Regions from separate parts of the Homo sapiens genome. Here region 2 is linked to region 1. A link is an interaction called in ENCODE POLR2A ChIA-PET data of the cell type or tissue named here. Cell type or tissue: K562. All regions are shown on one strand. Each heading gives the region's core, and the rest is flanking DNA. Links, peaks and the distances in the headings are about the cores only. Region 1 overlaps PPIL6 (peptidylprolyl isomerase like 6). Region 2 has its middle 78 kb from the start of CD164.

What was found. Peaks named below come from ENCODE experiments on the same cell type or tissue, not always from the same donor. Only the 100,000 strongest peaks of a DNase experiment are listed, where the experiment ranks them.
Region 2: POLR2A ChIA-PET joins it to region 1 with 5 read pairs; 5 of 35 experiments call an interaction of 5 or more read pairs at or near these places.

Annotation. Positions count from the first base shown.
Region 1 is chr6:109,390,130-109,393,043 of GRCh38, forward strand. PPIL6 (peptidylprolyl isomerase like 6) reads right to left here. Exons shown (of 8, transcript NM_173672.5): 8 at 86-2,808. The coding sequence ends at 2,697. Among named protein-coding and RNA genes, the nearest start is that of CD164, 9.1 kb to the left of the region's middle. In K562, for the core only: no CTCF peak of the experiment used is centred there; a DNase peak (open chromatin) is centred at 1,632.
Region 2 is chr6:109,302,735-109,305,648 of GRCh38, forward strand. It overlaps the pseudogene CCDC162P and the pseudogene RNY3P11. Among named protein-coding and RNA genes, the nearest start is that of CD164, 78 kb to the right of the region's middle. RefSeq lists a silencer at 1,506-1,696, an enhancer at 1,846-1,990 and cis regulatory regions at 1,926-1,949, 1,942. In K562, for the core only: a CTCF peak has its summit at 2,150; DNase peaks (open chromatin) are centred at 1,317 and 1,827.

The DNA.
Region 1 (2,914 bases), core at 249-2,748:
GGGAGACTCTCCTCAGGGATTCCCAAATCTGGCTATCAAAGTCATTGGAGAGCTTTCAAAAAGTCCAAGCTCTGAGGCTACACCCTGAAGGTTACACATTAGTAATTTATTATTAAATTTATCGAGTGCTTACAGCAGACCAGGTCTCTTATAGGTTCTTTATAGAAATTATTGATTCATGGAACCCTCACAGCAATCTTATGTGGTAGGTACCACTGTTTCTCAGATGAAGGAATTGAGGCACAGAAAAGTTCTTGCCTGAGTTTGTGCAGCTAGGGAATGGCAGAGCCAGGATTCTGGCCCTAGAACACACATTCTTAACACTATGTTGCTCTGGGTCAGTTGAGAATGTAACATAGGCGGTCTGCTTCCTCCCATCCACCTCAGGTCTTAGCATAAAGCATATGTCATATAGCAATAAAGCTGTCATTAAAAGGAAAAGCAAATGCCAGTTGTCAGGAGTTAGGGATGGCAGAGGGCAGGGGAGTGGGTTGACTGTAAAGGGGTACTGGAAGGGGGTCTTTGAGGTGCTGGAAAGGTTCTATATTTTCTCTATAGTGTTGGTTACATGAATATACTCATGATAAAATGGCATCACACACATTGTACCAATGTCAGCTGCCTGGTTTGATATTGTACTACCGTTTTGTAAGCGTAGCCACTGGGGAAAATGGGTGAAAGGTACACAGGACTGCTCTGTACTATTTTTGCAACTTCCTGTGAATCTATATTTCAAAATAAAAAGTTAAAAAAGCCTACGCCTACTTTTGGCAAGCCTCATATCCATTAGAAGCCTGCCTCTTTAAGACTGATGTAAATAGAGATTGTTCTTGGAAGACAAACCTCATTCTGCTTAGGGTAAGAAAAGCACTCTCAGCCGGGTGCGGTGGCTCACGCCTTTGTAATCTCAGCACTTTGGGAGGCCGAGGCGGGCGGATCACGAGGTCACAAGATCGGGACCATCCTGGCTAACATGGTGAAATCCCATCTCTACTAAAAATACAAAAAATTAGCCAGGCGTGGTGGCAGGCGCCTGTAGTCCCAGCTACTCGGGAGGCTGAGGCAGGAGAATGGCATGAATCAGGGAGGCAGAGCTTGCAGTGAGCCGAGATTGTGCCACTGCACTCCAGCCTGGGCGACAGAGTGAGATTCCGTCTCAAAAAAAAAAAAAAAAAAAAAAAAAAAAAGAAAAGCACTCTTAGTCTGGGCAGAGCAGGGGCACAGGGTAGTGGTGGTAACAGGAGCTGAGCAAGGTCACCAATAGCAGAGTCAAGCACTCTGCTGACTACATTACACCATGGGGACTGGAACCAGTTCCTTATGTCTTGCAGTGATTCCCAGATGACTAGTGCCCAGCTGTCTAAATGGGAACCCTGGGGAAAGAGCTAAATGAACACAGAATCTGTGCCCCACGCCTGGGAACCCTGGGGAAAGAACCAAATGAACACAGAATCTCTGCCCCACGCCTGGGAACTCTGCCTCAGTAGGTCAAGGACAAGGTCTGTTAGGTTACATTTTAAAAGCTCCCCAGGTGATATGAGCTTGAGAACTTTAGATTACAGAGTAGTGATAAAGCTGAATCTCCAATAACATCACATGAGTCAGCCACCACGGACACTGTAAAACAAGCCCTTGGTTTTCATAGGGTTGGTATGGCTCAGAGAGATAAGGATGATGTTCATGTCATATATGAAAACATCCAAAGTGTAGATACTCTTTCTGAATGCTGGTATAAACAATGAAATATTACAATGAATTGCTTTTTCTTCTGCATCATTCCTATTTGGTTACTTACCAAGTTTCTCCTAGGAGTACATGTAGTTACAAACAAGAACATAATTCTATTACAAATGTCTTAGGCTATCAGGTGTGTTGCTAAATTAAGAATTTTTTGTCCACAAGTAACAAAATTCTCAACCAACAGTAACATAAACAACACAACACAGGGCTCTGTTAGTCTCCTATAATAAGAAGTCCAGAGTAGGTGGTTGCTGGTATTGGTCCCGCAGCTCAAGAGACTGGGGCTGACATCTCTGCAGTACTTGGCCTTTCTTTTTTTTTGAGACAGTCTCTCTCTGTCGCCAGGCTGGAGTGCAGTGGCGGCATCTCGGCTCACTGCAACCTCCGCCTCCCGGGTTCAAGAGATTCTTCTGCCTCAGCTTCCCAAGTAGCTGGGACTACAAGTGCATGCCACCATGCCCAGCTAATTTCTGTAGTTTTAGTAGAGACAGGGTTTCACCATGTTGGCCAGGATGGTCTCAATCTCTTGATCTTGTGATCCACCTGCCTCGGCCTCCCAAGTGCTGGGATTACAGGCGTGAGCTACCACACCTGGCCTCAGCCTTTTCTTTATGGCCACAAGATGACAGCTGTAGCTCCAGCCTCTCCACATTCCAGACTGGATGAAGGGGAAGGGGCAGGACCACTGGCGTTCTATTCCTGTCCCACTGGCCAGAACCATCTCTCATGGCCACCCGTGGCTGCAAAGGAGTCTAGGAAATTGAGTACCACCCTTTCACAGTCTCTATGACAGAGACAGGAAAGGAAGATGGGGAGGGATTGGGTGTAGATGAGGCAACCTACAGTGTCTGCCACGGCTTTCAAATTACAATTTATCAAGTACTTTTTAATTAAATCCACAAACAGCTGATCAGATACAAAGTAATAAATTATCACAGAAAATATTGATATGAAAATCAAGCATAAGGATCTCCACTGTCAGTAATTCTACACATATGTATTGGTCTTTCATTCTGTGTTGGAACTAATTCTAGTTGTTTAAGCACTTCTGTTCCTTCAATCAGTTGCCTACATAGGAGAAAAAAATGGAAAATTTAGTCAGTCATAAGTTTTCATATTTAGCTTAACATTCCGAAATGGGGTCCTACCCAGCTATAGCTAAGACTATTTCCTA
Region 2 (2,914 bases), core at 307-2,806, 87 kb before region 1:
AGTTGCCACAGAGTCCGTAGGGTCTGCAAAGATGAAAATATTTACCATCTGGTCCTTTAAGAAAAAGTTTAGGCTGGGCGCGGTGGCTCAAGCCTGTAATCCCAGCACTTTGGGAGGCCGAGGTGGGTGGATCACAAGGTCAGGAGATCAAGACCATCCTGGCTAACACAGTGAAACCCCGTCTCTACTAAAAATACAAAAAAAAAAAAAAAAAAATTAGCCGGGCATGGTGACGGGCACCTGTAGTCCCAGCTACTCGGGAGGCTGAGGCAGGAGAATGGTGTGAACCCGGGAGGCGGGTGAGCTGAGATCTCGCCACTGCACTCCAGCCTGGGCTAAAGAGCGAAACTCCATCTCAAAAAAAAAAAAGTTTAGTTTTTTATCCCCTGATTTAAAGAATACAATTCGTTTGCACTTTAGGGGTAGAAGGAAAGAAAGAAGTCCCTCAAAGTTACTCTATAGCACGGTATAAAATATATAGCATGAAACATGCCTTTAGTCTGAATGTATTGTTGATGTTCAGGGTGATTAGGGTAAAAAGGAGAAAGCTGAAGAGATATCCTGATAATATAATCCTTCCTGCAGCAAGCCTGCTTTAGGAGTACATCAAGGAATTTCTAAAGAAAACAACACGAGCCTCTCATTCCTTGAATGTTTGTTGCTTTTCTCTTCATTTTTGTTTTTGTTTTTGAGACAGAGTCTCACTCTGTCTCCCAGGCTAGAGTGCAGTGGCATGACCTCAGCTCACTGCCACCTCTGCCTCCCAGGTTTAAGTGACTCTCGTGCCTCAGCCTCCCGAGTTGCTGGGATTACAGTTGTGTGCAACCACACCCGGCTAATTTTTGTATTTTTCGTAGAGATGGGGTTTCACCATGTTGGCCAGGCTAGTCTCGAACTCCTGACCTCAAGTGATCCGAGTGCTGGGTATAGGTGTGAGCCACTGCACCCAGCCTTCTCTTCATTTTTGAATGTGTTTTTATTTTCATGCTCACTTACTCAGCTCTCTCTAAACATGCAGATATTTATGTGTGCTTTGACAGCTGGGTGTGGTGGCTCACTCCTTTCATCCCAGCACTTTGGGAGGCCTATGTGGGAGGATCCCTTGAGCCCAGGAGTTTGAGACTGTTGTGAGCTATGGTTGTGCTGCTGCACTCCAGCCTGGGCATCAGAGATCCTGTCTCTAAACACAAAAAGAAATAAAAATTAAAAATAAAGTGTGCTTTGGGTTGTCTGGGGATTCCTGGGAGACACAAAGGAGCCTGGGCCCTCACATGAGCAGTGCTGAACTCATGGCCACGGCCCTCGTTTTTGGTATCTGATAAGCAAAGAGCTTTTGCCTGTCCTCCTCCGGGCCACTTTCCAGGTTTCATTATGTTGTTACCTGGAGGAAAACTCTAGCATGTGCCCTGTGAGTTCCCTGAGGTTCAAAATAGCTTTTACTGATGGCAAGAAGATTAAACTTTCCAATGCCACATCACTGACTCACACTTGGAGTTTAAAAGTGATCCGTTTGCGATTTAAAATCAGTTAATTCAAGATTCTCCCTCTTCCCCTTTGTTTTAATCACCTCCTCTTCACTTGCTGGAGAGGGAAGGGTTCTGCCTTAGGGTCATGGGGATGGCTGAACACACAACACCTGACCCTGGACAGATGGGGTGAATGGTAATTTATTAGTCACAGACACAATCCAGAGGAAGAGGACACTGCCCCCCTACACAGGGCCACTTGGGAACAGAGTGAACAAGCAAGGGCTGTGGGAGGCAGGTTTTGTAATATCAGGAGAGTGTGATGTTCTGTGCTTCACACAGGAAGGGGTGATTGATTTGAATAATGCTGTGGTCTGGCAGGGAACTGAAACTACTACTCAGGGATAAGCAGGAATTGCACCTGGTTCCTTTGATAAGGAAGGTCGTTAAACCTGGAGACCTTATCTGTGGGAGCGGAGTGGGGAGTGGGGAACTTTGTGGCTAAGCTATTTGAGGCCTCCCGATTTTGCCAGAAGTCAAGGCAGCACAAATTTTGGACCTTAAGTTTAGGGCTCACATGACACTCTTCTTGTTCTTCCATCCTCTCAGAGGTGATCTAAGTTTGTGGCAGTGCTTTCAAATCTTCCTGGCAGTTGGGAAGACACAGCCACTTCCCTTATCTCTGCTGTGGGTGAGCTGGCCTCTTCTGGTTAGCCTGCTGTTCAGCACCCCTCTGGGTACCCACATGTGGAGGTCTTTCTCCCCACTTTGAGGGGCTGCCAGTCTTCCTGGGAGGCCACCTCACAGAGAATCCAAGCAAAAGGTACCTTCTGCTCTGGGATACCCTCCTCCAACTTATCCAGCATCTTTCCTTAGGCATCCACTAGAACTAAGCTCTAGAAATAGTCTTTCCTTGTTTAACTGTTATTTCCTTTTAGGCAAGAAAAATCATTCTAATCTATCATACATACTTCCTTCTCTCTGACTTATGGTATAAATTTCATGCTCCAGTCTTCAGGGTTTGTGGTTCTTGATATACAAAGCCATGTTTTGTTTAAAACCAAACAAGAACTTTTCTCCTCCAAACCCCAAGGAGGCTTAAAATTTAAAATTTAGTTTTTATAAAGAACTATTGTCTCAGCTGTTGGTCTTAAAATAATTCATTCAATAAACAATTGATAGCTTTTTTCTAGAGCTACAGCTTCACTATTCAGTTCAGTAGCCACATGTGGCTATTTAATTTACTTTAATTAAAATTATTATTAATTTAAATGAAAGAAAATTAAAAATTCAAGCTGGTCTGAGTGCAGTCGTGTTTACAACTAATTGATCACAACCAGTTACAGATTGCTTTATTCTTTCTCCACTCACACTGCTTCACTTGACTAGCCCTTAAAAAAAAGAAAAAGAAGAAAAAGAAAATTAAAAATTCATTCCCTCAGTCACAG